Regions from separate parts of the Homo sapiens genome. Here region 1 is linked to region 2. Evidence: chromatin contacts called from ENCODE Hi-C or POLR2A ChIA-PET data. All regions are on one chromosome and are shown on one strand. The core of a region is the stretch at or near the end of the contact, and the rest is flanking DNA. Distances in the headings are between cores, read along the strand shown.

Region 1 (3,658 bases), core at 750-3,249, 130 kb after region 2:
GAGGTTGAAATGGCAGAACTGCTATGAAGCTTGTCCCAGTTTTTCGATTCTGCCTTCAGGCAGCAACAATCCTTTCAGTTGCTTATCTCAAATAACTAAGTCACCTCCACTGAAGAAGTGCGATCAACCACTTGTAAGAAAGCAAAACTCCACAAGCATCCTAGCATCAGGGCCCACTAGTTGACTCCAGGATGAGTGCAATGATCTCTCCTGGGTACCAAGAAGACTCCATCCAGAGAGAGGGCAGATAACAAATGTCCATCTTAGGTCCCTTGCCCCCCATCCACCATCTCCTAGTCCCTGGGACCTCCATCTAAGAGGAGAAGCACCAGCCTTGGCAATGGAAGCCCACACCAGTAGGGGCTGGCCCCACACTGATCCTGGTAGGTTCATGCTTATGCTTCTGCCTCATGCTGAACTAGTGCATGCCTCAGCCCTTTGGAACCCCTTGGAGCTCTCCAAGGTACTGACCCTCATTCCTGGCTGGGCCCCTAAAAACAGTGTCATGGTGAAATGTGGTTATTTTGAGTTTATATATGGTTACAGTCTTTTAAAAAGAATCAATTCAAAATAAATTTGGCTTCACTGTTGTACCTCATTTTAAGAAGTAGTTTTCTAACTTTTCACCTCCAATTTATAGTGTGGATCTCTTTAAGAAGCCAGGTGGCCTATGTGGCATGTGGCTTATGGATTTGCCTGTAATGGCCCTGAAGCCTTTGACATCACCAAGTCCTCACTCCTTTGGATCTTGCCTGTCCTATTTCTTGGCCTTGTGCCCTTCCCAATCCCTTCCTATCAACTGCAGACTCCTAGGATGCCCTTTTCCAGCCCTTACAGGGCACTATGATTGTTTATTGACCAGTTTATTTCCCCCATTGGCCTGAGTCCTCCAATGACCAGATTTTTTTTTTTTTTGTACCTAATGCAGGGTTTGTGTCACCTGGGTCCTCAGTTGGTGTTTATTGCCCAGTGGGCAGCTAGTGAATAGTCTCCTGGGTGTGACCCAGGAGATCTTCCATCTCTTAAGCCCTTGGCTTTTCCTACTCCCCAAGGCCCACTCTGGCAGCCAGCCAGGTGTGCTGTCCTCCCAATGGTAGGAACAGTGGTCTGTGCTAGTCTCCTGCTCATAAGAAACTTCAGGATCCATGTCTTCTGCTTGCTTGTTTGTTGTATTTCCTAGAGGAAAACAGTCTGGTGTTAACCTTGGGTTTTACTGGCTACCTCACCCCATAGAAACACAACAATAACAACGAATGCTTCTTTGAACACCATTTTTCACTATTCTAAGCATTTTATATGCATTAATTATCAGTTACATTTGCTGTTAGGCAAATGCTACCACATCCTCTTTTTACAGATAATGAGGCAGACAGAGAGGTTATGTGACTCACTTGGGGCCGCCCAGCTGGTTAGTGACGGGCCCAGAGCACCCTCCAGAGACACTGTCCTGAACCATCGTGCTGTGCTGCCACCCACTGAGCTTGGAGCACCACGGGGAGGGGGTGGGGAAAGGCGAAACGTCAGGAGAGGGTGAGAAATGGGAATTTGGAGGCATAAAGTCAGGAAAAGGTTGAGTCCTTTTTATAATAAATTCCTAAAAGAGGGAATACGAAAATCGCAGTTGCTGTAGTTGTACAGATGAGTCCTTATCTAACTCCATACAATTAATATAAAGAACCATATAATTAATTTACAACTGGAAAAAAAAATACTTTATTCTAAAGATGAGCAAGCAGAGGCCCAGAGAAGCCCCCGAGTGCCCAAGTTACAAAGAAGAGTGTCCAGAGGCACTGGCTTAAGAAGACAGAAGGCACTCAGTTGAACCATTTTTACAATGGTATAAAGAACCCCCAAGGTGATATTTTAATAAACAAAATGACCCAGGTCATTAATCTCTCTGCTGCTTTGAGACATACACAGGTGCTCCCAGGGCTGAGGCTGTGGAATCCCAGCCAGCTATCCTCTAGGGGGAGCTAGAGGCAGTCCTTCCCTTTAAACAGGGCCTTCATTAAGCAAACTTAACAAACACGAGGAGCACAAACAGAAACCTCTTTCTCAGCTTGCAACGGACAGATGTTTAATAAGATGCCATGGGCCGGGTGCAGTGGCTCATGCCTGTAATTCCAGCATTTGGGGAGGCTGAGGAGGGAGGATCGCTTAGGGCCAGGAGTTCAAGGCTGCAGTGAGCTATGACCATGTCGCTGCACTCCAGCCTGGAGAACAGAGCAAGACTGTCTTAAAAACAAAACAAAACAACAACAAAAACAAAAAAATAAATAAGATGTCATGGATATGGAATAAATAGAGGATAAAGCCCACTGAGGAAATGCCTGAATTCTAGACAATCTCAGCAGCTTTCTTGCATTCCTCTGGAATGACTGGGCCACATCTGTATTGTGTTCCCATCTGGACACTTCATTTTAAGAGTGATAGTGACGCATTTATCCTGGGAAGGGAAATTAGCAAATACCAAGGCTGGTAGGGGGTGGGGGGGGACCTGGGCTGCTCACCCCAGAGAAGACTGGCCAGCTGGGCTGCGAAGCCACCACTCCAACAGTTCCCTGTCTGTGAAAAACAGAGTGTCCCCTTCCCTGAGGGTGCACTCCTCCTTGGGGGTGGGGGGACAGATAAGTTAGAACTGCCAAGGTTCTCTGCTCCTTAAATGCAGCCTAGCAGGATGGGTGGAGGGGGTGGGGGGCGGTCCTTGCAGCACTCAGAGCCAAGCGCTTTCTGGACCTGGTAAAGTGCCTATGCACTCTGGGGCCTCTGAGACTCCTACAGCAAGAAGGACCTTAGCTGTCTCCAGGCCCTGATCCAACCACTTCATTTCATTTTATCTATTTTATTTTATTTTATTTTTGAGATGGAGTCTTGCTCTGAAGCCTAGGCTGGAGTGCAGTGGTGCGATCTTGGCTCACTGCAACCTCTGCCTCCCAAGTTCAAGCGATTCTTCTGCCTCAGCCTCCCAAACAACCCCTTCATTTTCGAGATGAGGGCTCTGAGGCTCTGGGTTCCATGGCCAGTAAGAAGCAGAAGTGGGACTGGAGTCCAGTCATGCAGCCCCCCATCACCCTATCTAGTCCTCTTGCCATTTGGCCCACAGCCTCCACCAGCAGGAGCAACACTAGGCGCCAATCTTGCCCTGTCTTTCTGGTGATCTGGAAACAGTCCTATCATGGCAGCTGGAAAACAGTGGCTCACACTGCTGCCAGGCAATGTTCACCAGCTGGTCCTCCTCCCAAACACACTGGCAAGACCTAGTGACACACAGGGTGCCTGAGAGACTGTGCACCCACATACCGCCTTGCAATTGTCCATCCCCAGCCATTAACAGGTGCGACTTCTCTCCGCAGGACCACAGTGGATAGAAATCTCTGTGGAAATCTCCTCTTGGCTGCTAGCCATAGAGGACAGATCTTCTACGCCAAAGGGAGAAGGCTGAGAACCATAAAGCCATCAAGTAGGAGGGACCATGCAGTGCTCTCTGATGCCCAATATGTAACCATAATACATGAGAGACCATTAAAGGAGAAGAGCTGGGGAACCCCACCCCTGCCCCATGCCATACAACTCTTCCTAAACACAGGGTCTTCACAGCCAGCCTCGACAAGAGACACATGTAGAAGGGAACCATGACTAGCCATTCCACAGACCAGAC
Region 2 (3,395 bases), core at 200-2,699:
TGCCTCTGAGACCTCAGTAAGAGCCTGCGGAAGCTCACTCAGGGCTGTGCTCTGGGGGACTCATTTCTATTCCTTCCAATAGACACCTTCCAGGCCCTGGGCTTGGCCTGGGACTTAGTCCTGGTGCTCACGGAGCCGTACAGACATGGACCAAAAGAGCTGCAAAGCGGGGTGAAAATCTAATAACAGAAATGTGCACAAAAGTGCCACCACGGAAGATGGGGGAGGTCAGGGGAGACACCATGGAAGGAATGACATCTAAACTGGGTCTTAAATGAGAGTTTACAAGAGGACTAAGTGGAGATGGGAGATGAGAGGAAGTGGGTGGTTCAGTGAAAGAGAAATGTGCAAAGACAGAGAAACATGAAACAACACAGCAAAATGGGGATCTGCCCAAGCCAAGTGGTGGGGCTGAAGCCCCCAAAACAGAAGGGAACCTGCACTTTAAGGCTGAAGCAGTGGGCAAGGCCACATCAAGAAGGACTTGAAAGCTACACTAAGCCAACTGGACCCCAGCTGGTAGGAAAAGAGCCTTATATTTGCAGTCCGTGTGCCTCATGCAGAGCTCCCTTCCACCAACCCCAAAGTGGGAAAAGGCACTGGCATATGACATAATCCTATTCTATCCCTTACCCAGGCAACCCCCTAGGCCCTGTAACAAACACTTCACCACTGATGGGAACTCCTCTTAGCCACAGACATCCTTGCATCTCAGAGCTGGAGCTGTGAAGTGCTAACAATTAATCATTGCAGAGATGAGTTCACGGTGACTTCAGAATATGGAGTCCTTAGGGATAAGTTTTATAAACAGGTTTGGAACTTCAGCAAAAACAGCTTCTCTTGAGTCTGAGTAAAGGAAAGGGTTATTGCCTGGCTCAGGGCTGGTATGGCCATGGCTGGAGGCTGGGAGGAAGCCCACAATGGCTGTGTGTTTTCCCGTGAGATTTTACCTACACTGAAAATCCTGGAGCATCTTCTTGGACTCTCACTAGGGCCCAGGACTCAGTAAAAATTCAAGAGCATGAGTCAAAGCAGCCTGGCAGAGGATAGAGCTAAGTTAGAAGAGGCTCAGGACCTGGAGGCAGCCCTCTGTGGTGCTGCCCCTCACTGCCATCTCTATACCAGCACTTCGAGGTTCTTCCCATCACCACCCTCCTGGTCCTATCACTGCTGGTGACCCTCATAACCCATGGAGGAACTCAGCAAGTTGTGTGGGGTGCAGGGTGTTGCTACAGAGCTCAGATGACTATCAGTTCCTAATTGGTTAGCAGCTGTGTGGTCCTTTGTCCTGTCTTCCAAAAGCACTGCCTTTAAAAAAGACCTTTGCCTGACCTTGAGATCAAGTCTGCTCTTTTGACAAATGTGGAAACTGAGCCCCAGCAAGGGGAAGTGGTTAACCCAGGGTCATGAGGGGAGGTGGGGACAGGGGTGCGGGAGGACCCAGGTCTCCTCACTGTCTGCCTCACCACTCTGACTTCCTGGAGGTGACTCAGCGAGACAAGCAGCAGAGGAAGGAAGTGGGAAAGGGAAGCCCAGCCTGCTGGATTCCAGGTCACCACTTTGTTAGTCCAAAGCCACCAACCACCTTGGCCATGCAGCTCTGCCTGGTGCCAGTGACCTTCCAGCCCTTCCTTCCCAAGGCTGCAGCTGCTGACCATTTCCTCCAAGGCCAAGCTCACATGGCCTCTCCAGGGTCTCCAGCGACTCCCTGCTGTACAGTCCCATGGTGCTGCCCTCCTGCTGGGGTCAGGAGTCACCTCCATAGACCTGGCATCTGGCTGAACCTGTGCAGGCCGAAGGTTCATCAGTGAGATGAGAGGAGGTGTAATTACTGCCTCATGTTTAATAGCTGGGCTCTGGGGCCTGTTTTCAGTTTTCATCACTTGCTGGCCATGGGTGCTTTGATCAACCTCCCTGAACTCAGTTTCTTTAATCTGTAAAATGAGATTACATGCAACAGTATCTACTTTGTAGGTTGCTTGCAGGATTAGATGAGATAATGGCCAGCCGCAGACCATGAACTTAAGACACATTGGCTCTTGACATCATTGACTATGCTAGGTGTGTTTACATGCATCCTCTCATTTAATCTTCACAACAACCTGCCAGGTGGATACCATTATTCTCTTTCACTGGTGAGGTGAGGGCACACAGCTCATGGCCAGACGTGAACCTGGTTCTGTCTGATTCCAGAGCCTAAATATTCTCCTACCAGCTACAGAACCTTCTCTTACTGTTATATGGTCAAGTGCCTGTTTTTGCCCTATCACCACGTGCTTGTGTGGACAGGGCCTCTTCTCCTTCTCCCTGGATTCCAGTCCTGGCTCTGACACTTCTCAGGAATGAGACTTGTCTCTGAGCCCCCACTGTCCCATCCATACACTGAAAAATTGGCACTCCCCCAGCCTTCTTCTTGGAGGAACACACAAGAGGACGGATGTGATGGTGTTTTGCAAACTGTACCTTGCTGTTTGAATGCAAGGTGCTACTCCCCCAAACAGAAATGCTTTTGGGACTGTTGCGAGTGCAGCCTGAGGGCAGAGATCCAGGAGGACCAGGGCCTGTAGGAGTACCTGCCTTGGCCACCACAGGAATTGCTGCAGGTCCCTTCAGTTTGTGGCTTTCTATATGTTGAGAGCAGGTCCTTGAGAGCAAGGCGGGGAGGCTGCAGATACAGTACAAGTCTTTGTTTCCTTGCCTGTTTCCTCCACTGCACTGTAAGTTCCTCAAGGGAACTGGACTGGCTCACAGCACATCCCTTGGATGGATGGCATTCACCCCCCTCTCCAGCCACATGGGCTCCTGGGAGCTCACCAAGTGGGCCATGCTGCTTTGCCCCCATGCCCAGCTCAACTCCCCACGGGAAGAGATCATCTTTCTCTCATGAACCCAGGTCCCCACCTCAACTGTAGCACTTACTATATCACAAACCCGATTTCTACCTTGAATCCTTTTTGGAACAGAGTCAGGGTTTGAATAAATAAATATACTTGAACTTATTTGTTTTCTGTCTGTTTCTTTTGCTGGATTGTAAGTTCCCTAAGGCACCTTCTGTGTGATACTCATCTTTGTAACTCTCAATAACCAGCACCAGGAACCTTTGGGGTATGTGTAGCATGGTTCTCTCTCCAACCCGCCTCTCTGTCTTGCAAACTCCCCCTCTCTCAGGGGCTGGTGTGTGTTGGAACTGTGTGTAACAGTGGAAACAACAGGCACCAGTGGATCTGACCAGCAAATGGACTGGCTTATCATTTGGGGGTTGCCTCATGTCTTGATGAATTCTGGGTTTACTTTTGGGTTCTAGACTGTGGTTTTTTTGTTTGTTTGTTTGTTTGTTTTGTTTTGTTTTGTTTTGTTTTTTTTGAGATGGAGTCTCACTCTGTCACCCAGGCTGG

Evidence for each region. Hi-C counts contacts between places; a loop is a spot of excess contacts on that map. ChIA-PET counts read pairs that join two places held with the same protein, here RNA polymerase II (POLR2A). Pooled maps may share reads with other maps.
Region 1: a map of natural killer cell shows a loop between it and region 2 (2.1-fold over the local background). The contact joins two enhancer-like sites. A Hi-C loop is called at or near these places in 3 of 168 maps with a recorded cell type or tissue (CD4-positive, alpha-beta memory T cell, naive thymus-derived CD4-positive, alpha-beta T cell and natural killer cell) and 8 of 50 pooled maps. POLR2A ChIA-PET finds 5 or more read pairs at or near these places in 7 of 52 experiments (AG04450, CD4-positive, alpha-beta T cell, CD4-positive, alpha-beta memory T cell and 4 more).

Annotation. Positions count from the first base shown.
Region 1 is chr1:41,810,197-41,813,854 of GRCh38, forward strand. The region is part of intron 1 of HIVEP3 (HIVEP zinc finger 3); the gene reads right to left. Among named protein-coding and RNA genes, the nearest start is that of HIVEP3, 110 kb to the right of the region's middle. Within about 2 kb of position 2,000, at least 12 of the 41 ENCODE cell types and tissues checked have a DNase peak (open chromatin) inside an H3K27ac peak, as active enhancers do.
Region 2 is chr1:41,682,727-41,686,121 of GRCh38, forward strand. All of the region lies in intron 2 of HIVEP3 (HIVEP zinc finger 3), which reads right to left. Among named protein-coding and RNA genes, the nearest start is that of EDN2, 200 kb to the left of the region's middle. Within about 2 kb of position 1,450, at least 5 of the 41 ENCODE cell types and tissues checked have a DNase peak (open chromatin) inside an H3K27ac peak, as active enhancers do.